6 separate regions of the Homo sapiens genome follow, and all the other regions are linked to region 3. Evidence: chromatin loops called from intact Hi-C (ENCODE). Cell type or tissue: mammary epithelial cell. All regions are shown on one strand.

Region 1 (4,000 bases), 220 kb before region 3:
CTCCTGAGTAGCTGGGATTACAGGCGTGCACCACCAAGCCAGACTAATTTTCCTATTTTTAGTAGAGATGGGGGGTTTCACCATGTTGGCCAGGCTGGCTTCGAACTCCTGACCTTAAGTGATCTGCCCGCCTCGGCCTCCCAAAGTGCTGGGATTACAGGTGTGAGCCACCATGCCCAGCTATAATCCAGGATTTTTAGGTGAAAAAAAAAAAAAAAAAAAAGAAAAATGGTAAAGGTCGCTGGGTGCGGTGGCTCACACCTGTAATCCCAGCACTTTGGGAGGCTGAGGTGGGTGGATCACAAGGTCAGGAGTTCGAGACCAGCCTGACCAACATGGTGAAACCCTGTCTCTACTAAAAACACAAAAACTAGCCAGGCGTGGTGGCGGGCGCCTGTAATCGCAGCTACTCAGGAGGCTGAGGCAGGAGAATCACTTGAACTCGGGAGGCAGAGGTTGCAGTGAGCTCAGATTGTGCCACTGCACTCCAGCCTGGGAGACAGAGCAAGACTCCGTCTCAAAACAAAAAAACAAAAAAACAAAAAAACAAACAACAAAAAAAAGTAAGGTCCAGAAGGATGCACGCAGAATTGTTACAGTGGTAGTCATGGGCAGGGGGTGGTTTGGGAAGAAAAATATTAATGATAACTTTTCAATATTTTATAGTGCTTGAATTTTCCAAAATGAGCATTTATGCTGATATTACTTGTGTAGCTAAAAAAAGGGTTAAGGAAATTTCATCAACAGAATATATCCCAAATACAGTGATAGAAAGACTGCATCAGCTACTTATCTTGTTGATATTCTACATTTCCATCTGGCAATGTTTACAAATGCAACTTAATATTTAGATTTAATATACAAAACAAAATGTATTTGACATTTTGGAAGGGGACTGAGGTTAGATACAGGACTTTAAGAATTACCTCACCGAATTACTCTACCTATTTGAAAAGTTGTATGTCAAAAATATACATAAACGGACTGAAGAATCCATTCAACAGTGACGGCTGGAACCTGATTTTCTTGTGTATTCATGCAGTGCCCGGCACATAGTAGGTTAATACTGACTGAATGATGAATGAGTCCACAGTTTAGATCTTTTTAGCAGCACCTACTGATCTGAAAGCAGGAAATTAGCAAGGATAGATGTTTGAGGTTCTTGTTAGTTGCTTTTCAAATGACGAAGCCACGGGGAGGAGCCCCGCTCTTTTTTACTCAGTAGGTTAAGAATTTGGCTTAACAGTTTAGGGGGTTACATTTTGGTGATCTGTGAGTTGAAAAAGTACTCAATTTCTCACTAAAAAGGGAAAAAAGCAAGCGTGTTGTCACTCGTTATATTATATATATACTTTTTGCTCAGACCAGAGGGAAGGGCTCTGGTGCAAACGTTTCCTGGTTGTGAAACTGTGAGCAAATCACTCTCTTTGTATATGTATTTTCATCTGAAAAAAGGGAATAATGAGTAAACTTTTAAAAAATGCTGGGAATATAGCCATTCCATGTTTGTACAATGAATTTTTCATATAAATTCAATACTAGACGGTTAGGTCGAAATGCACTCAGATACTTAAATTGTATACAAATTCCAGTCCGGGCAGCCTCTTTCACCTCATTCATCGTCCCAGCCACACCTATGGGGCTGGTGTCGGTCCCAGCGGTCGACTCCAGCGCCGGGCTGCCAGAGGCTGGTCCCTGGACGTGTCATCTACAGCCTCGCGCACCCGGGGCAATTCCACCTCGTTTCTGGGGTCCTTGTGGGACATTCCTTCCTACTCTTGGGAGTCAGGTCCCCATAGCTTTTCCTGCCGGCAGAGGGAGGCATTCAAACCTGGCAGGCCCGGTCTGCGAAGCCGGAAGGCCCGCGGGGCCGCGGGAGGGCGGGCGGGGTGCGCGGCGGAGCGGGAAGCACAAGGCGCGCGCTCCCGCGAACGCAGGAGGGAGGCTGGGGGCGCGCGCGCGCGCCGGGCCGAGGGGCCGAGAGGCGGGGTCTTACAGCGACCGCGGGAAGAGGGCGCCCCAGAGCTGAGCCGGAGGCCGGCTGCCAGCGGGGCGAGGGTGGGCGCGAGCGCAGGGGCGGGCCCCGAGGGAGGGCGGGGACGGTGAGGGGGCGGGGTCGGGCTAGGCGGGGACGCGCTCGCGGGGTGGGGAAGGCGGGGGCGCGGCGGTGGCGGGAGCGTGCCCGGTCCCCGCCCCTGTTCCCACTCTCCTTCCACCTCGGACCGGCCGGGGCTCCGCAGAGCCAAAGCTCGCTTGTCCCCGGAACCGCCCTGCTGCCGCCGCCTGCTTCCTCTGCTCGCGGTTAGCCCGTCAGTCCCTGCTCTGTGCGCGCCTCCATCTGGGCCATGGATGGGTAAGTACTAGGCGGCGCGGCGGCCGCACCGGGTTGCCTTGGCGCCGCTTCCACCCGGCTCTCCGCGGGACGCGTAAGGGCTGGGGAGCAGTGCGCGGCGCCGGCGGCCGGAGGAGCGGCCCCGGCCAAGCCCGACGGCGGGGCTTCCGGGCGTCTCGGTGGGGATCCCGGAATCGCGGAGTTGCCGTCCGCCGCAGGCTCTCCTTTCCCCACGCGGCGCCCCGGACACGTCCGCTGCTTCCTAGCCTTACTCGACACACCCGGGAGCAGAGGAAAGCCCGGTCCGGCCGCGGTGCCGAGGTCCGCCCTCCGCGCCCCGAGTCCGGGGAGCCCAGCTCGGCCTCCCGACACTTCCTCTCAGAAAATGGTGCGCGGCGCTGGGGGAGGCGGAGGCGGCGCGCGGGGCGGGCGTCCTCCTGCCGGGGGAGTTGCTGTTTACCGGCGAGGTGGGGCGAGCGGCCGACGGCGGGTGCACGCGTCGGTACACGTCTGGGCGGCGACCTGGTCGCAAGCCATGGTCCCACGCGGGGTCCCAGGGCCGCCGCGGGACTTGGCCGAGGTCTCCCGACTTGTGCTGTGAGATACGTTAACGCTTTCTCGACACCAGGGGTCTGGACTTAGTGACCATGGACGCTTCCCCCTCACCTTTCTCTCTCCCCAAGAAACTTAATGAATTATCTGCCCGTGTATGTAAAATATGATGTACGAGCGATTTTCGGGGGCATTTCAAATGCTCAAAAATTTAATGGGGGTCCGTGACCAAAATAAAAAGATTTAGAGTCTATGTATATAAACTGTTCTCTGGGGACTCAGGGATATGGGGTGGGACTTGACATATTTTGGTAATTAAAGTAACAACTATGTTAGGATTTTGGTGAATTAATTGAAGGTTGTAGTATCTGTACCTACGGATTAAAAAAAAATCTCCAACTCGGTTTATTCCCATTATGTATTTGAGGTTTTTTTTAGCTTGTTACCTACTTTTGATGACAAGATTTCTGTGAGGTTGTGGAATATATGCAACTTGCTAGAACAGTAAAAGTCGTTCACATGTTGCCATACAGTTGATGATATGCTATTTGAAGATGAAATCTTCCAACAGCTTTTGACCTCATTAGATTTCATTTATTTTAGTTTCACAATATTAAGTGTATATGACATTTCGGATTGATTCATTTGAATGCAGATTGCACACTGCTACAGACATCAAAGTGGAGTTTTAGATTTTATTCATGATTGTGATGTTCTTTATTTTTATTTGATTGAAGCTTCAAAAAATTTCTTAAAATTATAACTTTTTTGGGTACACAGTAGGTGTATATATTTTGGGGGGGAATTGAAGCTGTTTTTATTGTTTGATTGAAGTTTCTTCGAGAACATTGTTGAAAACTTATTTCACATTACCTTATTCAGTTGCATTTTATATGTTGAAAAATTTTGTGGTCGTAAAGATTTGTGTCACTAATATTTTGGTTCAGGCAGGCTGTGAATTTAGCATTTCATTATGTGTAGTTAATTGTCTGGAAGGTTTGACTTAAATAATGGAAGCAGGCTATTTTTTTGTGTCGTAAAATGTATAGTTATAATAAAGAGGACTCTTGAATTTTGCGTCTTTGCTGTTAAACTGTAGGATAACTGTGAAGTGCA
Region 2 (4,000 bases), 120 kb before region 3:
ATTCCCTTTCCTTCTGTTGCTTAAGTGTACCTATACCCCCAGGCTGTATCTTTAGCCTTCTTCATTTCTTGTCTTGTGCTCTTTTTAAGTGGAGCTCTCATTTGTATGGCTTTCACATTTATTTCTACACAGGTAATTCACAAATTTATGTGTTTACTTACAATAATCTGAGTTTGTGCCCTTATTTCCACTTTTGGCCATTTCTTTTTGAATATCTCATCATCATCTTAAATTTGATGTTCCCCCAAACCAAATTAATCATTTGTCTGCTAAAACTGACTCTCCATTGGAACTCCCGTTTTTGTTGATGATATACAGTCAACAGGCTTCTTAAAGGAAAGAGAAGACCAGCATTTGTTTAGCATTTAGTACACACTAAGTACTGTGCTTCTTCAATTACATAATATCTGGCTCAGGTTTTACCTCCAGTGAAAACTTCTCTGACCAGTCACAGTGAATCCTCTGTGATCACTTCTTACTCCAATTGTAATATATTTGAATTTGTACCTTTCGACCCTCATCATGAATCTCCTATAATTCGTACTTTTAGTTTGTAAGCCTCTCAAAGGCAAGGATTTTAACTCATTTTTTTTTAAATCAGCATAGTTACCCCACAGATACAGATTTAATAACATTTAGTAAGTAACTGATTTTTCATTATGAAATATTGCTCTAAATAAGAGAAAGAATCTCAGGCTAGTCCAAAACTAAATCATAGCTAAACTGTACTCTTGGTCCTTGAACCCAATTGAAAAGGGTTAGCCTTTGGAAGTGGCAGAGGCTCTTTTTATACGTTAAAGATCACTTGTTGAACAGATCTTTACTCCGTAACAGAATCTCTTTGTTAGTAATATACTTTCATAGAGCCATTTTATATTGCTTTGATAACGATATTTATAGAAGGTAGTGTGTTTACTTTAGCTTCTCTTTCCCATTAGGTGCACCGGGTATAATTTCTTCACCATATGCAGGGGCTGCTGGATTTGCCCCAGCCATTGGATTTCCTCAAGCTACAGGTGATTCTTTTAAGTTGGATTTGAAATGACTTTTAATGAAGTTGTATATTTTCTAGGAACTTACCAAGATGAAGAATGTTATCATATTTGAAGAATTTACCATAAAGCATTATGCATATCAGCTGTAGAAGTGTAGTGATTTGTATGATATATAGCTTCCTTGTTATTTACAAATTATTCTCTCTGGTCCTATTTTTAATTCCAGTAATCAGTATGTGTTCTGCATCATTTATGTTTGCTTTTGGCACAAATAACTATAGGCTAACTACATTAAATAACCTTAGATTTGCCTTTCCAGTTGTTATATAAAATGTATAAGCTGCTCTGTCTTTACTGATAAACTTATCAATTATGTGTTGAACAGACCTGTCTTATCTTTGGGCCTTCAATGCCTTTGACAGTACTCAACAAATAATATGCAGTCATACTATACATTCACTATTCATCTTTGGAAAACCTTTTGTCATTAATGGGTTTTGAAGATTACGATAGAGGGGTATGCATGCTGTTTATTTCAGGGGATATATATTTTGTCTCTTTAGCTAATGGAGGTAATTAAGAGATAGGAGTTGATTAATACGTTGATAATGATTCCCATTATTTTCAAAACAGTAAACAAAATGAATTTGATTATAATTTAAGGAAAAGAGAAAATGTTACTTTATGGTTTTATCTCTGGTGTCTAAAGAAAACACTGAGGTTGGTGATTAGGGGAATGACAGAGTTTGGTAAGCCTACTCCACATATTTCCAACTTAAACTGATTCATGACTTTAACTACATTTTAAATTGCAACATAGCTGCTTTCTGGCAGTAATCTTTATATTCTAACCTTTGAATTCTGGGAATTTTAACTACTCTCTCTCTCTCTTTTTTTTGTTGTTGTTGTGAGACAGATAGCTCACTCTGTTGCCCAGGCTGGAATGCAGTGGTGCAATCTTGTCTTACTGCAACCTCCACTTCCTGGGTTCAAATGATTCTCATGCCTCAGCCTTCTGAGTAGCTGGGACTAGAAGTGCATGTCACCACGCCCAGCTAATTTTTGTATTTTTAGTAGAGGTGGGGTTTCGCCATGTTGGCTAGGCTGGTCTCAAACTCCTGGCCTCAAGCGATTAGCCTGCCTCAGCCTCCCAAAGTGCTGGGATTAAAGGGTGAGCCACTGCACCTGGCCAATAACTACTCTCTTTTTGATGGAGAGGATGGAGTTAACAGAAAGAGTGATATGAAGGTTGAGGTTTTAAATTTTACCATCTTGGTGGTTTTTAGTATATCTTAACATATGTTTAATTAAGTGAATATTCTACCTATTGTGTTAAAAACATAGTTTATTTATTTGAAGCTCCTCAAGGTTTAACAATTGGTGGACATTTTGATATGTTTTCCCTCATTTTGGATATTTCTTTTAGATATACTCTATATATAAATATTAATTAATATTAAGAAAGATGAAAAGTGAATAAAAGAGGGCTTCTGACTTGATAAGACTTTTAAGCTGATAGAAGATACACACACACACACACACACACACACACACACACACACACACACCCTACAGTGTAGCTCAACTGTGCTCTTAGCTCATGAATAACAGACATACAAACAGCAAAAGTTATGCAAAAGTCAGGGTTGGACTGGAGGGGCATGGGAATATGTCATGTGAAGGCTATTGATTTCGTGCAGTAGTATTCAGCCTGAGAATGTGGTCTGCACAGTTTTAAAATTCAGCAGTATGGATGATGGTAGTTATGACCTTCTTAGATTATCAAGCAGAATAGGCTGAATGTAAAATATATTATAATTTAATTACATGATTTGTGGTGAAGTGGTCAGACTGTTTATTTTAAAGAGTCATTAAATTAAGGAATTGGTTCATTTTGCATAAACTAGAGGTTTTACCTTAGACAGGTTTTAAGCTGAGAACACAAAATAGTGGGAAAGTGTGCTGTTTTAAGTATAGTGTCAGTATTCTGCTGTTACTGAGCTTTCAGGATTTCCATAGTACCTAGAGAAGTAGAGAGCTCAGAACATTTCTGCTACAAAAGAATATTGAATTCTGTAAATATCTATTTTGGTCAGAATAATATTTAATATAGCATTTTATACAGTCACAAAATGTTTTTCCCATATAAAATGTCATATAGCACTACCTAGCATGCATGTTTTTGACTTTCTGCTGAAGGACTTTAAAAAAATACATATCTGATTTTATGGTAGAAGTCAGTATGAAAAGCATATACACTTGATAGAAGGGTGTTAGGATATATCTATTGTAAGAAACAGAGGGAGTGTTTGTAGTTGATAGACCCTCTGAAAAGCCTAATAGCGTTAGGCCCAGTGAGTTCAGTTACTCTGCAGAGTACTGTGTGGATAATAGAGCACTAAGTATAGTAATGTCAATAGATGAGGAGCTCAGCTTGCAGACAGACTCTGTAGGGCAGAAAACTGGCCTTCAGTATCTTTATGGTAGCCTTGACACATTTTCTTTCTGTAGTTTTCCTTTCCTCTTTATTTACTTAAATTGTATCAAGTGTTACAGTTCTTCAAATAATTAGAATATGAAATGCTTTTGGTATTTTTAAAAGGTCTATCAGTTCCAGCTGTTCCTGGAGCTCTTGGTCCTCTCACAATCACCTCTTCTGCTGTCACTGGAAGGATGGCCATTCCTGGGGCTAGTGGTATACCAGGAAATTCTGTTCTACTCGTCACAAATCTCAATCCTGATGTGAGTTGAAAAGTATTATATGTAAATAGTCTTTCAGGAGAAGGTATAGTAGCACTTTTTTCTTTCTTTCTTTTCTTTTCTTCTCTTCTCTTCTCTTCTCTTCTCTTCTCTTCTCTTCTCTTCTCTTCTCTCTTCTCTTCTCTTCTCTTCTCTTCTCTTCTCTTCTCTTCTCTTCTCTTCTCTTCTTTTCTTTTCAGAAAGGATTTTACTCTGTTACTCAGGCTTCAGTGTGGTGCTGCATTCACTCACTGTGACCTCTGCTT
Region 3 (4,000 bases):
GGCACCAGGAGTGGGAAACAAGGGCAGTAAAACAGGGAAAGAAGGAGAGTCAGCGTATGATGCCTGATTGTACTGGTCTCCACAGAGGGTGGGCATTACCACATCTGTGTGACAGTGTCCTTAGACGCTGAAGAAACTAAGTCTTTGTTGGACAGCCCTTCAGAGGAAAGAAAGGAGGAAGGATTTCTCTACCAGCTCCTGTCCCCACAGGATTTTAACTCCCCTGCACTTCCAGATGGCATGTGCTGGGGTGTGGGTGCTGCAGCAGGGAAGTCCCAGAATAGGAGGCAAGACCTGGTCATGTTGTCAAAACCCATCCAGGGATGGGACAAGGAGCAGGGGAAGCTGAGAGAGGCTGAGGAGTTCTTAAGAGGTGTCTGCTTCAATGGGAAAGCTTGAGCTGGGGCTGTGGAATATCCCTTTTTGGTGACATGAGGACAACTTTCTCTGGGAATAATTATATGATAGCTTCTGTCTGCAGGAATTTTGTTTGTTTGTTTTTGTTTTTGTTTTTGAGATGGAGTCTCACTCTGTCACCCAGGCTGGAGTGCAGTGGCAGGATCTTGGCTCACTGCCACCTCTGCCTCCCAGGTTCAAGTGATTCTCCTGCCTCAGCCTCCCAAGTAGCTGGGACTACAGGCATGCACCACCATGCCCAGCTAATTTTTGTATTTTTAGTAGAGACGGGGTTTTGCCATGTTAGCCAGGCTGGTCTTGAACTCCTGACTTCAGGTGACCAACCTGCCTTGGCCTCCCAAAGTGCTGTGATTACAGGCGTGAGCTATTGCACCAGGCCTGTTTGTTTTTGATAGTATTGTAAATGAAATTGTTTTCTTAATTTCATCTTTGGACTGCTCATTGCTAGTATATAGAAATACAATAGATTTTTGTACATTGACCTTGTATCCCGCAACCTCACTGACCTCCTTTCTCAGCTGTAATACTTGTTTTGGTGTGGATTCCTTAGAGTTTTATATATAGAAGTATATAAGATTGTATCATTTGCAAGTAGAGATAGTTTTACTTGTCTGTAGGAAGTTTATTTTATTTTATTTTATTACTTTTGAGATGGAGTTTTGCTCCGTCACCCAGGCTGGAGTGCAGTGGTGCAATCTCAGCTCACTGCAACCTCTGCCTCCCAGGTTCAAGTGATTCTCCTGCCTCAGCCTCCCAGGTAGTTGAGATTACAGGCATGTGCCACCGTGCACCGCTAAGTTTTGTATTTTTAGTAGAGATGGGGTTTCACTATGTTGGCCAGGCTGGTCTCAAACTTCTGAGCTCAGGTAATCCGCCAACCTTGGCCTCCCAAAGTGCTGAGATTACAGGTGTGAGCCACTGCACTCGGCTGGGAATTTGATTTCAAAGAAATAAAAAGCTAGATCCCCTTTCGTTCTTCCTGTCTGCACAACCACTTGCGGGTTGACTGGGAATGCTGAAAACTATGTTACCTCAGGGAACCAAGGCCTTCATATGGTTTCCCACATTGCTGAATTCATTAGCTGGAATATATGCAGAATATTTAAAAGAAGCAGAACAACCCAGAGGAATCAGTGGCATCCTGATAGACCAGGATTAAATAGCTTCAGTTACAGGAGTCCCAGAAGTACCTAGGAACCTTGTGGAGAATTTCTTTAGTTTGCCCCAACCTGTTTCTGAGGCATGGTCCTGTGTGGTGAGACATGTCATTTTCCCCCTGGGGATAGCAGTGACTTGAAGGAGTTTCCCATCATTCTGCTGGGAAGAGAAAGGTGGAAGTAGGTCTTACCTGTGCAGTTGCAGGGAAGGTCTCACTGAGGACCCAGCTCTGGGCCTCATTCCATTCTACCAGAGTGGAATGCCAGTGGCATCCAGTGGCCTGTCAGGTGAATCACAGGTTAGAATTCTGACCTATATCCAAGCTGGAATCTTTCCTTTCCCTCTAAGTCAGGTAATGGGCCACGCTCATTCATGATGAAGAGAAGTTGGGTGATTGGCTTGGGAGAGCTTGCATTGCCTGACTCAGTGTCTGCCTCTGAGGATGAATGGTGACCAGCAGAGATACCAGCTATGCAGAGAGACTGATCTCCTTTAGAATTTTGCTAAAGCCCATTGATGCATTTTGTGAGTTGACTGCCTTTTTCTCTTTTAGAAATTCTGACAAAGATTAATGATGTATCACTGTTTAATGATACCTGTGTGAGATGGCAAATAAACTCAAGAAGAATAAACCCCAAGATCTCATATGTGGTAAGTAAAGTGATCTACTTTTTCCTGCTAGGACAGACACGTCACCCATGGGAATATGAGTCAGAGGGACTTGCTTCCGTGAGAGCTTCTCAATCTAATTGCTGTTTTTTTTTCTTTTTTTCTTTTATTTTTTTTGTGAGACAGTCTCACTCTGTTGCCCAGGCTGGAGTGCAGTGGTGGGATCTTGGCTCACTGCAACCTCAGCCTCCCGGGTTCAAGCGATTCTCCTGCCTCAGCCTCCTGAGTAGCTGGGATTAGAGGTGTGCACTACCATGCTTGGCTAATTTTTTGTATTTTCAGTAGAGATGGGGTTTCACCACGTTGGCCAGGCTGGTCTTGAACTTCTGACCTCAGATAATCCACCTACCTCGGCCTCCCAGAGTGCTGGGATTATAGGCATGAGCCACCGCGCCTGGCCTCAATCTAATTGCTTTCTGATCCCATTGTCATTTAAAAAGAGTGGATGGAATTTTTGAAGATATCTGGATGATTTCGTTATTTTGCATTTTGTGTTTAACATATTTGTCATTCAGCAGGGTGCATGTGTGGGGGATGCATTTATATTTGGCATCCTCACGATTGCTTGTTTCCAAGCACTTGTATTTCACTCCCCCAGAGCAAGCCCGGGAGCGTCTGCTGACTTGGTGACAGAGTGCAGCCAATGGTCCTCAGGTTGCAATTGTCTCCATTTGATCATTTGTGTGCAGGAGAGCACTTCCTAGGGAGATTTCTCATTTATGTCTCCTCTAGGGGTTTAATATTCACTGGGCTGATCAGACTTTATCAGCAGACCAGGTTTACCTTACGAATGCTCCCTGGCTGAGCAGCACAGTATAAAATAGAATAGTAGGAGAATGGGCTCCAGCACCACAAATCCTGGATTGTTTTGACTGGAGTCAGAGTGGGTTCTCTTGTCTTTTCCTCTCAAAGATATCCATAAAAGGACAACGGTTGGACCCTATGGAATCAGTTCGTGAGGAGACAGTCAACTTGACCACAGACAGCAGGACCCCAGAAGTGTGCCTAGCCCTGTACCCAGGCACCAACTACACCGTGAACATCTCCACAGCACCTCCCAGGCGCTCGATGCCAGCCGTCATCGGTTTCCAGACAGCTGGTAGGTGGAGGTGAAGTCTCATTTCCTCCTAGAAAATGCTAAGCACAGAATGTGGGGAAGTATGCTGCAGAATCAGCTGGGCTGGAGAGCTCCTATTTGCTGTCTGAGATTTATACTCAGATGTAGTTGCTCCAGCCACAGAACTAGAGCAGGTCAAGAGATCCGTATCCTCTTGGTACCAGGCTGAATGGGCTCTGGGGTATTTTTTCTCAGCTGAGCCCTCCGGGAGAGGTGGAAAGTAATAAAAAGGCATTTAAAAGGAATGCCTTTTAAATGATGATCAGTCCACTCTCAAATATCCAAGGCAACAGAGGGTAGCCATGTGGCTTATCTTTGGTAGTAAACTCAAAAGTCATTTCTGGCCAGGTGTGGTGGCTCACGCCTATAATCCCAGCACTTTGGGAGGCTGAAGTGGGCAGATCACTTGAGGTCAGGAGTTCCAGACCAGCCTGGCCAACATGGCAAAACCTTATCTCTACTGAAAATAGAAAAACTTAGCTGGGTGTGGTGGCACACACCTGTAGTCCCAGCAACTCGGGAGGCTGAGGCACAAGAATCACTTGAACCCAGGGGGCAGAAGTTGCAGTGAGTGAACCGAGATTGCACCACTGCACTCCTGCCTGGGCAACAGGGCAAGACTCTGTCTCAAAAAAAACC
Region 4 (4,000 bases), 550 kb before region 3:
ATTTGGTGCTATAGAGCAGAAGTCTGAAGCCAGATGCTCTTTGGTTTTCTTACAGGCAATTTGTTACTTTTTTTTCTGTTTTTTTGAGATGGAGTCTCACTCTGTTGCCCAGGCTGGAGTGCAGTGGTGCAATCTCGGCTCACTGAAACCTCCGCCTCCTGGGTTCAAGCGATTCTCCCGCCTCAGCCTCCCGAGTAGCTGGAATTACAGGCATGTGCTACCATGCCCGGCTAATATTTGTATTTTTAGTAGAGACGGGGTTCACCATGTTGGCCAGGCTGGTCTTGAACTCCTGACCTCAGATGATCTGCCTGCCTCGGCATCCCAAAGTGCTTGGATTATAGGCGTGAGCCACCGCGCCTGGCCCATTGACTTTTTTATATGCCTCATTTTATTTTTTTCTCTATACTCATCCTTAAACGTGGTCCTTTCTTCCCAGACCCTGTTCATGTGAATGTTTGTTGAATCCCTTTTTCAGTTAAATCCCAGGTCAATGGTAAGGTGATGAACATATTTCCAAGTCCAATTTCTAGTTTACTTTTCTATTGAAGCAGCATCCTTTTCCTTCCTATTGCCTGATTTTATGGGTCTCTGAACCCAACATCATACATAAAAAATCATAATATTTGCGTGTTCTGCTACTCAGGTATTTATTGTTTCTACCTTCACCTAAAGGGCTTTATTCTTGGGATGCCACCATAGGTCTAATAGTCCTTCTCTGCTTTCTGCTCCTGTTTTAGCTCTAAGATTTATGTGGGATTGAATGAAGAGGAAGTGGGTTGGGGAGAAAGAAGAGAGGGTGGATATGAACTTTTTCTCTTCCCGGTGTAATAAGCATCAGCTAGTATTTCTCTGGCTCAGGAGCTCTGACTCCGAGTAAGGTGACAGGCATGATTGGGGAAGAGGACAAGTACTAAATAGCTTTCATGTTTTTAATTTCACAGGGCCTGTTTCATGAAGTAAGCCAGGAATTGAGCTACTTGGAAACTTTTGCCCCAAGCTACCTCCATATGCCTCATAAATTACATCAATTCCTTCTAGATTCTAGAATTGAGATTTGGCCTTCTTCTGGGTTTTTCTGGGAAGGTACAAGAAGCTCACTAGGGTCTTCTGTGAGCCGGATGTCATTTTGCCAGATGCAGCTCTATTAATTTAAAAAAATCTAAATCTTCTCAGCTGTGATATGGAGGAGAGAGTTCTGGACTAACTCTCTAGTCCTGAATCTATTACTTATTGTTTGGCTGATCTTGGATGGGCCCTTTAATATCTCTGGCCTTAAATTTCCTTATTGATAAAATGGGGGAATTTGACTAGATGATCTCAGAGTTTCATATAACCTATTGCTTTGTAAGTCTCCAAAGAGAAAATAAATATGCCCCGATAAAGGAAAAAAGAACAGAAAACGAGTAAATAAGTATATTTTTCCACTTTGGGAGGCCGAGGCAGGTGGATCACTGAGGTCGGAGTTCGAGACCAGCCTGGCCAACATGATGAAACCCCATCTCCACTAAAAATACAAAAATTAGCCGAGCGTGGTGGCACACGCTTGTAATCCCAGCTACTTGGGAGACTGAGGCAGGAGGATGGCTTGAACCCAGGAGGCAGAGATTGCACCACTGCACTCCAGCCTGGGCAACAGAGTGAGACTCCTGAGTCTCAAAAAAAAAAAAAGGTATATTTTTCTATGACAGTGCTATAGCCTACAGATTATAAAAATCCTCTGACCAAAATTAAATGGCAAAAGTAAAAAACCTGAGCATGTAATTGTTGCGTAAGTTAGGAACTCCTTTACTTTTTAAGCAGTGAGTCCAATGTCAAAACAGGTGCAGCTTGTAAACTAACTTTCATTAGAATAAATTCACATGACCATCTGCCCTTTAAGGTAGATGACAGGTAATATAAATTACTTATTGGATAAAGACAGAAGGTTCCCAGTAGGCAGAAAATACTGGGGAACCGCCAGGCTTTCCAGGATCGATTAAGTTCCCAAGTGAGCAATCATTTAGTAAGAGAATACATGGAGGGGTGACACAGTATGGCTTGAGAGATGAAATATTTGCCAAACAAACCAAAACTGTGTTTAACTTTCTTAAAGTTAATGGACTTCCATGGCCTCCAGGAGGCAGTTTTGTCTCATGGACTGAGCACTAGATTTGGAGTCAGAAAACCTGCATTCTCCAACTTACAAACTTAAATTCTCCAACTTATCGGTGAGATTTTCAGAATTTTAACTCCTCTGAGCCTAGATTCTCAATAAGTAAAATGGAAATAATTAGACATACCTTGTAGAGCGGTTGTAAAGATTACATGAGAATATATGGCAGCTGTGAGAAAGCACGTAACACAGTCTTAGTCAAATCTGAGCCTTCTAGAAATTTTTATTTGAAAAAATCAGTAGATGTAACAATAACCACAGTTAAATGAAAGTTAATCAAATCAGTTCTATTGACCACCAAGTATCTAGGAGCCCATTCTCACCTCAATGGGGGGAGGGAGAGTTATCTAATTGCTATTAATAGTAATGGAACTAAAATATATCTACATATTATCCAGTGATTTTTTTGGTCTTATTATGTATTTCCTGAAATAATTAACTTCCATATAAGTTGTTTTAGCTAAATAATAAGCACTTTAATTGAGCGCAACAATCAGATTCTGGTCAACCACTGAACATGGAGAACTTCTGCAGATTTTCTGGACTGTAATGAACAAGGAATATTCAAAATCATAATAATAATGGGTAAACTTTGCCTGAAGCGTGGACAGCCTTCCTCAAAGAAGTCTTGGGAAATTCTGTTATGTCAGAATACACATATCAGACGGAGGAACTTCCAGAGATGTTCATTTAGTTATCATACCCCATGGCCTCCTCTTCTCTTAGAAAGGGAGGGCAGCGGTAGGTCACCACAAATCCCTCCCTCCTCCTGTTTTAATAAGGGTGATTCATTTATATGGGAAAATGCAACAAAGATTTTTACTGAGGAACACTGCCTACAAGATGGAATGTTTTTCTTTTAACACAGAGTATTAAAAATTCACTCCAAAAACAAAAGCATTCAAAAATATATACAAGTTTGAAACATTTAATACATACTTCTGTTCAGAGCTGTTACCAGCTTTTAACTATGTATGGGCCTTATCTGAGACTACATTGGAGATCATGTAGAGAAAATGAGGTAACTCTTCTTTGAGGTCTTCACTGTTTGCATTCATTGATGCTTAAAGGTAACGTCTACTAGCTCAAAAGTTTTTAGCAATCTACATCTCATAAAAGCAACAAAGTGATGGATGTTTGATAAGGATAATATTTAGCATTCGGTTACTTTATTTAAGTGGTAATGGTGTGGACTGTGTTAGCCTAAACTGAGAAAAATGATCAATATTCTGCTGCTTCGAGATAGCAAAATAATTTTAGAAGTTGTGGAACTTGAAAATTAAAGGAAAGTCTTATTCCTAAAGAAGGCATCCCAATATAGTGAGAAGCACTTAATTAGGAGACTAACTATCTTCAGGAATTAGGAATTTTGTGTCCTAGCTCTGCCACTTCCTAATTAATATGAACTTGAGGAATTGCAGAAGTGTAACACGGTTCACCGTGAAGACGATCCATCCCACTGATGGCACTTTATAGCTAAGCAAAGTGATATCGGCATTTGCCCAAGTGAGGAGTGAAGTAGCTCTGAGTCCAGTTATCTTTCAAGTACAGCAAGATGCTTCCGTTTCTACAAGAGTATTACTTTGTCCAGATTCTCCTAATGACTATGTCTATGAAAATGCTGAGTGTGGCATATAATGCTTGATGCTTTTAATAAGCTTGAATTAAAATAAAAATCAAAGTAACAAAATTTCACATTTCTTCAAACACCATTTATCAGCCAGGGCAAATTAATGTAGCATAAAATCCAAGGAAAGCTGGAAAATGCCACATGACCAAGGAGACCCTTCTGTCACAGCTTTGGTTAGGTACTTCCATAAAATTCCTTTTTGCAAACACACTAAA
Region 5 (4,000 bases), 250 kb before region 3:
GTAAAACTATTCTGTATGATACCATAATGTTACAGATATGTCATTATATATTTGTCAAAATTCACAGAAGGTACAACACAGAGTGAACCCTATGGATTTTGGTTGATAATGATATGTCAATGTTGGTTTATTGATTATATCAAATTTACCATACCAACTGGGGCTGTTAATGGTGGAGGAGGGAGTATGTGGAAACTCTCAGTACTTTTTGCTCAATTTTTCTGTGAATCTAGCACTCTTCTAAAAAATCAAGTCTAATAATTACAAAACAAAAGCAAAAACCATGTGGTATTGGCATAGGGATAGACATATAGATCAATTAATAGAATAAATAAACTGATACACTTATGCTCTATTGATTTTCAGCAAGCATACCAAGACTAATAGGTCAAGAATAGCCTTTGTGTGTGTGTGTGTGTGTGTGTGTGTGTGTGTGTGTGTGTGTGACAGTTTTGCTCTGTAGCCCAGGCTGAGGTGCATTGGTGTGTGGATCTTGGCTCACTGCAGCCTCAACCTCCTGGGCTCATGCAGTCGGCCCACTTCAGCCTCCCGAGTAACTGGGACTACAGGCTGGTATTTTTTGTAGAGACAGGTCTCACCATGTTGCCCAGGCTGGGCTTGAACTCCTGGGCTCTAGAGATCTGCCCTCCTCAGATTCCCAAAGTTCTGAGATCACAAGCGTGTGCTACCAAGCCCAGCCCCAGATATTCGTATTAACTAGATATTCTTATTCATAAAAGAATGAGTTTGGACCCACCCCCTGACTCCATCTCAAAAATTATATGAAAATTAATTTTTCACAGTTTTTATGGTTTTATTTCAACACAAAACATGCACATGAGCTGTCTATTCCCTTTCTTTGCTGTGCTGCCTGGCATTGCGACTGGTGACTCTGATGGCCAGCTGGGCTGCCCTTTCCATGATGGCTTTGCAGTTCCAGAGGACACATTGTGAGCTATCTCAGGACAGTAAGATTTTCTGCATGTCAGCAGCCCTTCCAAGTCCTTGACAATGCGTACCAGAAACTTCCAGAAGCCGCTGGGCAGCATGTGCTTTGTGTTTTCATTGCTTCTCTATAACCAATGTTGGGCATCAAGATCTGGCCCTTGAATCTTCTATGAACGCAGTTGTCTCTGGGTTTCCACCGGTTATGCTTAATTTTGACATATTGTTCTGACTGGTGGTGAATGAACTTCTTGCTCCTCTTTTTGATGATCTTGGGCTTCATGAGGGGTCTGATGGTGGCCATGATGGTGAGTAAGAGATGGCTCTAAAAATCAACCCCAAATGGATCAAAGACCTTAAATGTAGGAGCTAAAATTATAAAGCTCTTGAAAGAAAACATAAGGGTAAATCTTCATGACCTTGGATTTGACAATGGATTCTTAAATATGACACCAAAAGCACAAGCCACAGAAGGGAAAAAAAAGAAGATACATTGAACTTCATAAGAATTAAAATAATTAATTTGTGCATCCCAGGACACTATCAAGAAAGTGAAAAGACAACCTAGAGAATGAGAAAAAATACTTATAAATCATATACCTGATAAGGCTCCAGTGTCCAATATATACACAGAATTCTTACAACAGCTACAGAAAAATGAACAACCCAACTAAAAAATGGGCAACGATTTGAATAGATATTTTTTCTTTTCCTTTTGCTAGACAGGGTCTTACTTTGTTGCTCAGGTGCAACCATGGCTCACTGCAGCCTCAACCTCTCCCTCTCAGTTATCCTCCCCTCTCAGCCTCCTGAGTAGCTGAGACTACAGACTCATACTTTTTGTAGAGACAGGGTCATGCCATGTTGCTTAGGCTGGTCTCAAACTCCTGAACTCAAGCAATCCTCCTGCCTCAGCCTCCCAAAGTGCTGGGATTACAGGTGTGAGCCACAATGCCTGTCCCCAAATAGATAATTTTCTAAAGAAGATATACTAATGGCAACAAGCACATGAAAAGATGCTCAATAGCATTACTTAGGGAAATGCAAATCAAAACCACAATGAGATTCCACTGTACACCCACTAGGTTGACTATAATAAAAAAAAGGAAAGTAACAAGTGTCGGATGGGATGTGGAGAAATTAGAACCCTCATACGTTACTGGTGGAAGTATAAAATGGTTCAGTAGCTTTGAAAAACAGTTTGGCAGTCTCTCAGGTTAAACACACTTGCTAGTTCCCGAATGTCCACAGTCAAAAGAGCAATTCCACTTTTTGGTATGTATACCGAAGAGAAATAAAAACATGTTTAGAGTCACCACCAGGTGGCACTGTTATTTTAAAATTCAAAATTGTATAATGCCACAAAATGTTAATTTATTAACAATATTGTGATATAATAATTGACTTGGGTTAAGGCAAAAATAACAAAGTTTTCTATAGCTCTCAAAAAAGGAAAATAAGGTAGAAATTTAAATGTCTTAATGAAAATAATGCTTTGAATCATTAAAACAGGATATGATACTCCAATCCATTTTATATTATTAACGTTTTCAAAATTACCATAAAATGGACAAAGTTATCTTCCCTTGTTTTGTGGCTTCTAAAGTCTATGAAGTTTAGGCTGGGTGCCATGGCTTACACCTGTAATCCCAGCACTTTGGGAGGCCGAGATGGGCAGATCACCTGAGGTCAGGAGTTCAAGACCAGCCTGACCAACATGGTGAAACCCCGAATCTACTAAAAATACAAAAAAATTATCCAGGTATGGTGGTGGAGGCCTGTAATCCCAGCTACTTGGGAGGCTGAGGCAAGAGAATCATTTGAACCCAGGAGGCAGAGGTTTCAGTAAGCCAAGATCTCACCACTGCACTCCAGCCTGGGCAACAGAGTGAGACTCTGTCTCAAAAAAACAAAAAATAAATAAATAAATAAAGTCTATGAAGTTTAATTCTCCAATGTTAAAAAGTAATTTTCAAGTATATAGGAGATTGAAAATGCCTGATCAAATTGAAATATTAAAGGATATGACACTGACAACAACTTTAAGCTTAAGTTATCAAATAAGGACTCTCCTAACCCTGAGCTTGCATAATAATCCATTTTTTAAAGTGTGTAATTTAGTAACCTTCCAATTTCTTGACCACAACCCACAAAAGGAAATAAATTATTTATTCAGACCCAGTACAAAGTTTTTATTCTATTTTATTTGAATCTTGTCTGCCTTGTTAAAAAAAAAAAGTTGATTCTAACCTACTAAATAAGTTTGGTGACTCATTAATGGATCGTAACCTACTGTTAGTCGTATTATAACTTGCCATTGAAATTTTTCCATTTGAGTTTTAAGATGTTTTAGGCTTCTCCAGTGAAAAATAATGTTACAAATTGATGGTCAGAGGCCAACAACAATATAATGTGACTCAGAGCAGATGATTTCAATGGCTTTGAGAGAGTCCCACATCTCTTAAAAATTTCCATTTCCTTTACCCACAAGACAGCTCACCCTGTCTCAGAATCACCTGAGAAATCCTTGTGAGCCAGAAACTGTACCTCATGCCTGTAATCGTAACACTTTAGGAAGCCAAGGTGGGAGGATCACTTGAGCCCAGGAGTATGAGACCAGCCTGGGCAACAGTGACACCCTGATTCTACAAAAAAAAATTTAAAAATTAAGCCAGGTGTGGTGGTGCATGCTTGTAGTCCCAGGTCCTTAGAAGGCTGAGGTGGGAGCACTGCTTGAGCCCAGGAGTTTTAGGCTCCAGTGAGCTGTAAGTGCATCACTGCACTCCAGCCTGGGCAACAGAGCAAGACCCTGTCTTGGAAAAAAAAATTCCTTTGGGTTTTAGGGGTGGTAGTTGCTTCTGATAATGTACCAAGCCTTCTGCGTAGAACTCCGAGCTGTGCCTTTTCTTGCTCCATGAATTATTGCCAGTCATTATTTAATTAGTAACTGTTGGATATTAACCTGATTATTGCATTTTAATGTCTATATATTTCTGATTCATGATTCCAACAAGCTAGAGAAACTGAAAGTTCCTCTTTAATACTACCCTTCAGA
Region 6 (4,000 bases), 91 kb before region 3:
AATCCACAGATGTGGAACCCACACATGTGAAGGGCCAACTGTATATCAAAAGCCAAAAAATGTTCATCACCACATTGGTATCAATAATGGAAAATTGGAAATGACTTTAAATGTCCAGCAACTATTTCATCCAGCAATAAGAAACTGAATAATTACGTCTTTGTAATGGAAAGCTAAGAAGCCTAATAATATAAATCCCTTCATGACAAAAACCCTCAAAAAACTAGACATCAAAGGAACATACCTCAAAATAATAAGAGCCATCTATGACAAACCCACAGCCAACATCATACTGAACAGGCAAAAGCTGGAAGCATTCCCCTTAACTGAAACAAGACAAGGATGCCCACTCTTACCCCTCCTATTCAACATAGTACTAGCCAGAAGCAAAATCAGGGAAGAGAAAGAAAGAAAAGGCATCCAAATAGGAAAAGAAAAAGTTATCTCTCTTCACAGATAATGTGATTCCATACTTAGAAAACCCTAAAGATTCTGCCAAAAGGCTCCTAAGTCTGATAAATGACTTCAGTAAAGTTTCAGGGTACAAAATCAATGTATGAAAAATCAGTAGCATTTCTAAACACCAATAAGTTGAAGCTGAGAGCCAAATCAAGAATGCAATCTTATTTACAATACACACACACACACACACACACACACACACACACACACACACACACACAAATACCTAGGAATACATCTAGCCAAGGAGATGAAAGATCTCTAAAAGGAGAACTAAATAAAAAACACTTGGCCAGGCACAGTGCCTCATGCGTATAATCCTAGCACTTTGGGAGACCGAGGCAGGTGGATCGCTTGAGGCCAGGAGTTCGAGACCAGCCTGGCCAACATGGCGAAACCCTGTCTCTACTAAAAATACAAAAATTAGCGGGCCATGGTGGTGCACGCCTTAATCCCAGCTACTCAGGAGGCTGAGGCAGGAGAATCACTTGAACTCAGGAGGCGGAGCTTGCAGTGACCTGAGATTTCACCACTGCACTGTAGCCTGGGTGACAGAGCAAGACCCCATCTCAAAAAAAAATCAAAACAAAAACCACTGCTGAAAGAAAGCACAGACGACAGAAACAGGTGGAAAAACACTCTGTGCATGGATTGGAAGAATCAATATCATTAAAATATCCATACTACCCAAAGCAATGTACAGATTCAGTGCTATTCCTATCAAACTACCAATATCATTTTCCACGGAATTAGAAAAAACTATTCTAAAATTCATATGGAACCTAAAAAAGCCTGAATAGCCAGAGAACAAAGCTGAAGGCATCATTTTAGTCAACTTCAAACTATACCACAAGGCTACAGTAACCAAAAAGTATGGTACAAAAACAGACACATAGGCCAATGGCACAGAATAGAGAACCCAGAAATAAAGCCACACACCTACTACCAAAGGATCTTCAACAAAGTTGACAAAAATAAACAGGGGAAAGGGTTCCCTATTCAATAGATGGTGCTAGGATAACTGTTGATCCATATGCAGTAGAATGATACTGGATCCCTATATATTACCGTATACAAAAATTAACTCCAGATGGATTAAAAGCTTAAATGTAAGACCTAAAGCAAAGAAAATTCTAGAAGAAAACCTAGGAAACACCCTTTTGGATATCAAGCTGAAAAGCAATTGCAACAAAAACAAAAATTGACAAGTGGGAACCTAATTAAAAGAGCTTCTGCACAGCAAAAGAAACTATCAAGAGTGAACAGACAACTTACAGAATGAGGGAAAATATTTGCAAACTATCCATCTGACAAATATGTAATATCTAGTATCTATTAGGAAATTTAAAAATTCAACAAGCAAAAAACCCCATTAAAAAGTGGGTGAAGGGCATGAACAGACACTTCTTAAAAGACATAGAAGTATCCAACAAACACTTGAAAAAATGCTCAACATCACTAATCATCAGAGGAATGCAAATCAAAACCACAATGAGATTCCATCTCACACGAGTCAGAATGGCTATTAAAAAGTCAAAAAATAACAGACGCTGGTGAGGCTTCAGAGAAAAGGGAACACTTATACACTGTTGGTGGGAAGGTAAATTAGCCACTGTGGAGAGCAGTTTGGAGGTTTCTCAAAGAACTGAAAGTAGAACTACCATTTGACCCAGCAATCCCATTATTTGGTATATATCCAAAGGAAAATAAATTGTTCTACCAAAAAGACACAGGCACTCATGTTCATCACAGCACTATACACAATAGAAAAATCATGGAATCAACCTAGGTGTTCATTAACTGTGGATTGGATAAAGAAGATATGGAATATATACACCATGGAACACTACACATCCATAAAAATGAAATCATGTCCTCTGCGGTAAAATGGATGCAACTGGAAGCCATTATCCTAAGTGAATTAACACAGAAGAAAACTAAATACAGCATGTTCTCACTTATAAGTGGGAGCTAAATATTAGGTACTAATGGACATAAAGATGGGAACAGTAGACACTGGGAATTATGAGAAACAAAGAGGGAAGAATTGAAAAACTGTCTATTGGGTACCATGCTCACTACCTCAGTGACAGGTTCAATCGCACCCCAAACCTCAGCATCATGCAATATACCGTTATAACAAACCTTCATATGTATCATGTATCCCTGAATCTAAAATAAAAGTAGAAAAAAAAAAGATGGCGGGGTGCAGTGGTTCATGCCTGTAATCCCAGCACTATGGGAGGCCAGGGCGGGAGGATTGCTTGAGCCCAGGAGTTTGAGAACAGCCTGGAGAACATGGCAAAACCCCTTCTCTACAAAAAATACACGAAATTAGTCAGGCATGGTGGCACGCACCTGTAGTCCCAGCTACTTGGGAGGCTGAGGTAGGAGGATTGCTTGAGCCTGGGAGGTCGAGCGTGCAGTGAGCTGAGATTACACCACTGCACTCCAGCCTAGATAACAGAGTGAGACCCTGTCTAGAAAAAAAAAAAAAAGTTATAGAAAAATATTTCTTGAAATGGAGAAATATTTGCCATGTGTATTGCTACTTGAAAAAACATCATCAGTATATACATGGTTTTATATTTAAACTTTTTCTAGGTATGTGTATAAGTATAAAAAATAGACTAAAAAGATCATAGACATTATTGGTTACTGCCTGAATATTCCTCTCCCATCTCCAATCCCACACCCATATTATGTCCTCTCTTGCTGGCAGAATGCTTATCCTTGGCTCAGCCATATGCTCATAGAAGTTGACTCTATGCCTAACTCAGAAGGTAAATTTGATTAGTCTAATCCAAATGTTGTAGGTCAATTTCCCCTTAGTAGTGATTGGTTTAGATGTAGACACATGATATATGGGAGAATCTTCTGGTAAAGAAATGAACAGTCCTCTTTCTGTGAATACTGCATCTTGATATAATGTCTGGAACTGCAACAGCTGTCTTAAACCTTGAGGGTGGCAGAGAAGGGAGATGGAAAGACGGATCCTTGATGACTTTGGTGAACTACTGAATTAACCAATCCTGGAATGGCCCATCACTGACTCTTTGTAATATGATATAATAAAATGTTCCATTGTTTGAACCATTTTGGGTTGGGTTTTCCATTTATTTACAATTGGAAGCATCCTAAATGATTTGAAGATGTTTTTGAGAATGTTAACAACGGCTATCTCTGAATGGTGAGATGATGGATTTTTTTTTGTGCTTTCCTGCATTTTCCAATTTTTTCCATAACATAATTTTTTTTTTGAAACAGGGTCTCACTCTTTTGCCCAGGCTGGTGTATAGTGGCACAATCTCAGCCCACTGCAGTCTTAACCTCCCAGGCTCAAGTGATCCTCCCATCTCAGTCCCAGGAGGAGCTGGGACTATAGTCGCACACCTCCATGCCCAGCTAATTTTTGCATTTTTTTGTAGAGTCAGGGTCTCACTTTGTTGCCTAGGCTGGTCTCCAACTCCTGGGCTCAAGCAATCTGCCTGCTTGGACTCCCAAAGTGCTGGGATTGTAGGCTTGAGCCACTGTGCCC

Evidence for each region. A loop is a pair of places that touch in the nucleus more often than their neighbours do. Peaks named below come from ENCODE experiments on the same cell type or tissue, not always from the same donor. Only the 100,000 strongest peaks of a DNase experiment are listed, where the experiment ranks them.
Region 1: it touches region 3 in a loop (8-fold over the local background); 16 of 110 quality-filtered maps call a loop at or near these places.
Region 2: it touches region 3 in a loop (2.6-fold over the local background); 5 of 110 quality-filtered maps call a loop at or near these places.
Region 4: a loop joins it to region 3, with 5 times the contacts of the local background. A loop is called at or near these places in 3 of 110 quality-filtered maps.
Region 5: it touches region 3 in a loop (18-fold over the local background); 24 of 110 quality-filtered maps call a loop at or near these places.
Region 6: a loop joins it to region 3, with 2.3 times the contacts of the local background. A loop is called at or near these places in 2 of 110 quality-filtered maps.

Annotation. Positions count from the first base shown.
Region 1 is chr9:112,331,823-112,335,822 of GRCh38, reverse strand. It overlaps PTBP3 (polypyrimidine tract binding protein 3), which reads left to right and starts at 2,204. Exons shown (of 14, transcript NM_001163788.4): 1 at 2,204-2,353. RefSeq lists an enhancer at 1,160-2,130 and silencers at 1,880-2,199, 2,350-2,839. In mammary epithelial cell, a CTCF peak has its summit at 1,798 (motif pointing right); DNase peaks (open chromatin) are centred at 1,162, 2,012 and 2,762; H3K4me3 peaks cover 2,802 bases; H3K27ac peaks cover 2,860 bases.
Region 2 is chr9:112,231,836-112,235,835 of GRCh38, reverse strand. PTBP3 (polypyrimidine tract binding protein 3) reads left to right here. Exons shown (of 14, transcript NM_001163788.4): 8 at 939-1,016; 9 at 3,598-3,737. Among named protein-coding and RNA genes, the nearest start is that of SUSD1, 59 kb to the right of the region's middle. In mammary epithelial cell, no CTCF peak of the experiment used is centred here; a DNase peak (open chromatin) is centred at 1,855.
Region 3 is chr9:112,110,997-112,114,996 of GRCh38, reverse strand. SUSD1 (sushi domain containing 1) reads left to right here. Exons shown (of 17, transcript NM_022486.5): 7 at 2,129-2,226; 8 at 3,157-3,343. Among named protein-coding and RNA genes, the nearest start is that of SUSD1, 62 kb to the left of the region's middle. In mammary epithelial cell, a CTCF peak has its summit at 1,848; DNase peaks (open chromatin) are centred at 1,896 and 2,256; H3K27ac peaks cover 1,237 bases.
Region 4 is chr9:112,663,661-112,667,660 of GRCh38, reverse strand. KIAA1958 reads right to left here. Exons shown (of 4, transcript NM_133465.4): 4 at 1-4,000. Among named protein-coding and RNA genes, the nearest start is that of INIP, 52 kb to the left of the region's middle. In mammary epithelial cell, a CTCF peak has its summit at 2,127 (motif pointing right); no DNase peak of the experiment used is centred here.
Region 5 is chr9:112,359,963-112,363,962 of GRCh38, reverse strand. It overlaps a transcript of PTBP3 not described here and the pseudogene RPL32P22. Among named protein-coding and RNA genes, the nearest start is that of HSDL2, 18 kb to the left of the region's middle. In mammary epithelial cell, a CTCF peak has its summit at 2,243 (motif pointing right); a DNase peak (open chromatin) is centred at 3,432; H3K27ac peaks cover 1,123 bases.
Region 6 is chr9:112,201,689-112,205,688 of GRCh38, reverse strand. No RefSeq gene overlaps it. Among named protein-coding and RNA genes, the nearest start is that of SUSD1, 28 kb to the right of the region's middle. In mammary epithelial cell, no CTCF peak of the experiment used is centred here; a DNase peak (open chromatin) is centred at 1,928; H3K27ac peaks cover 297 bases.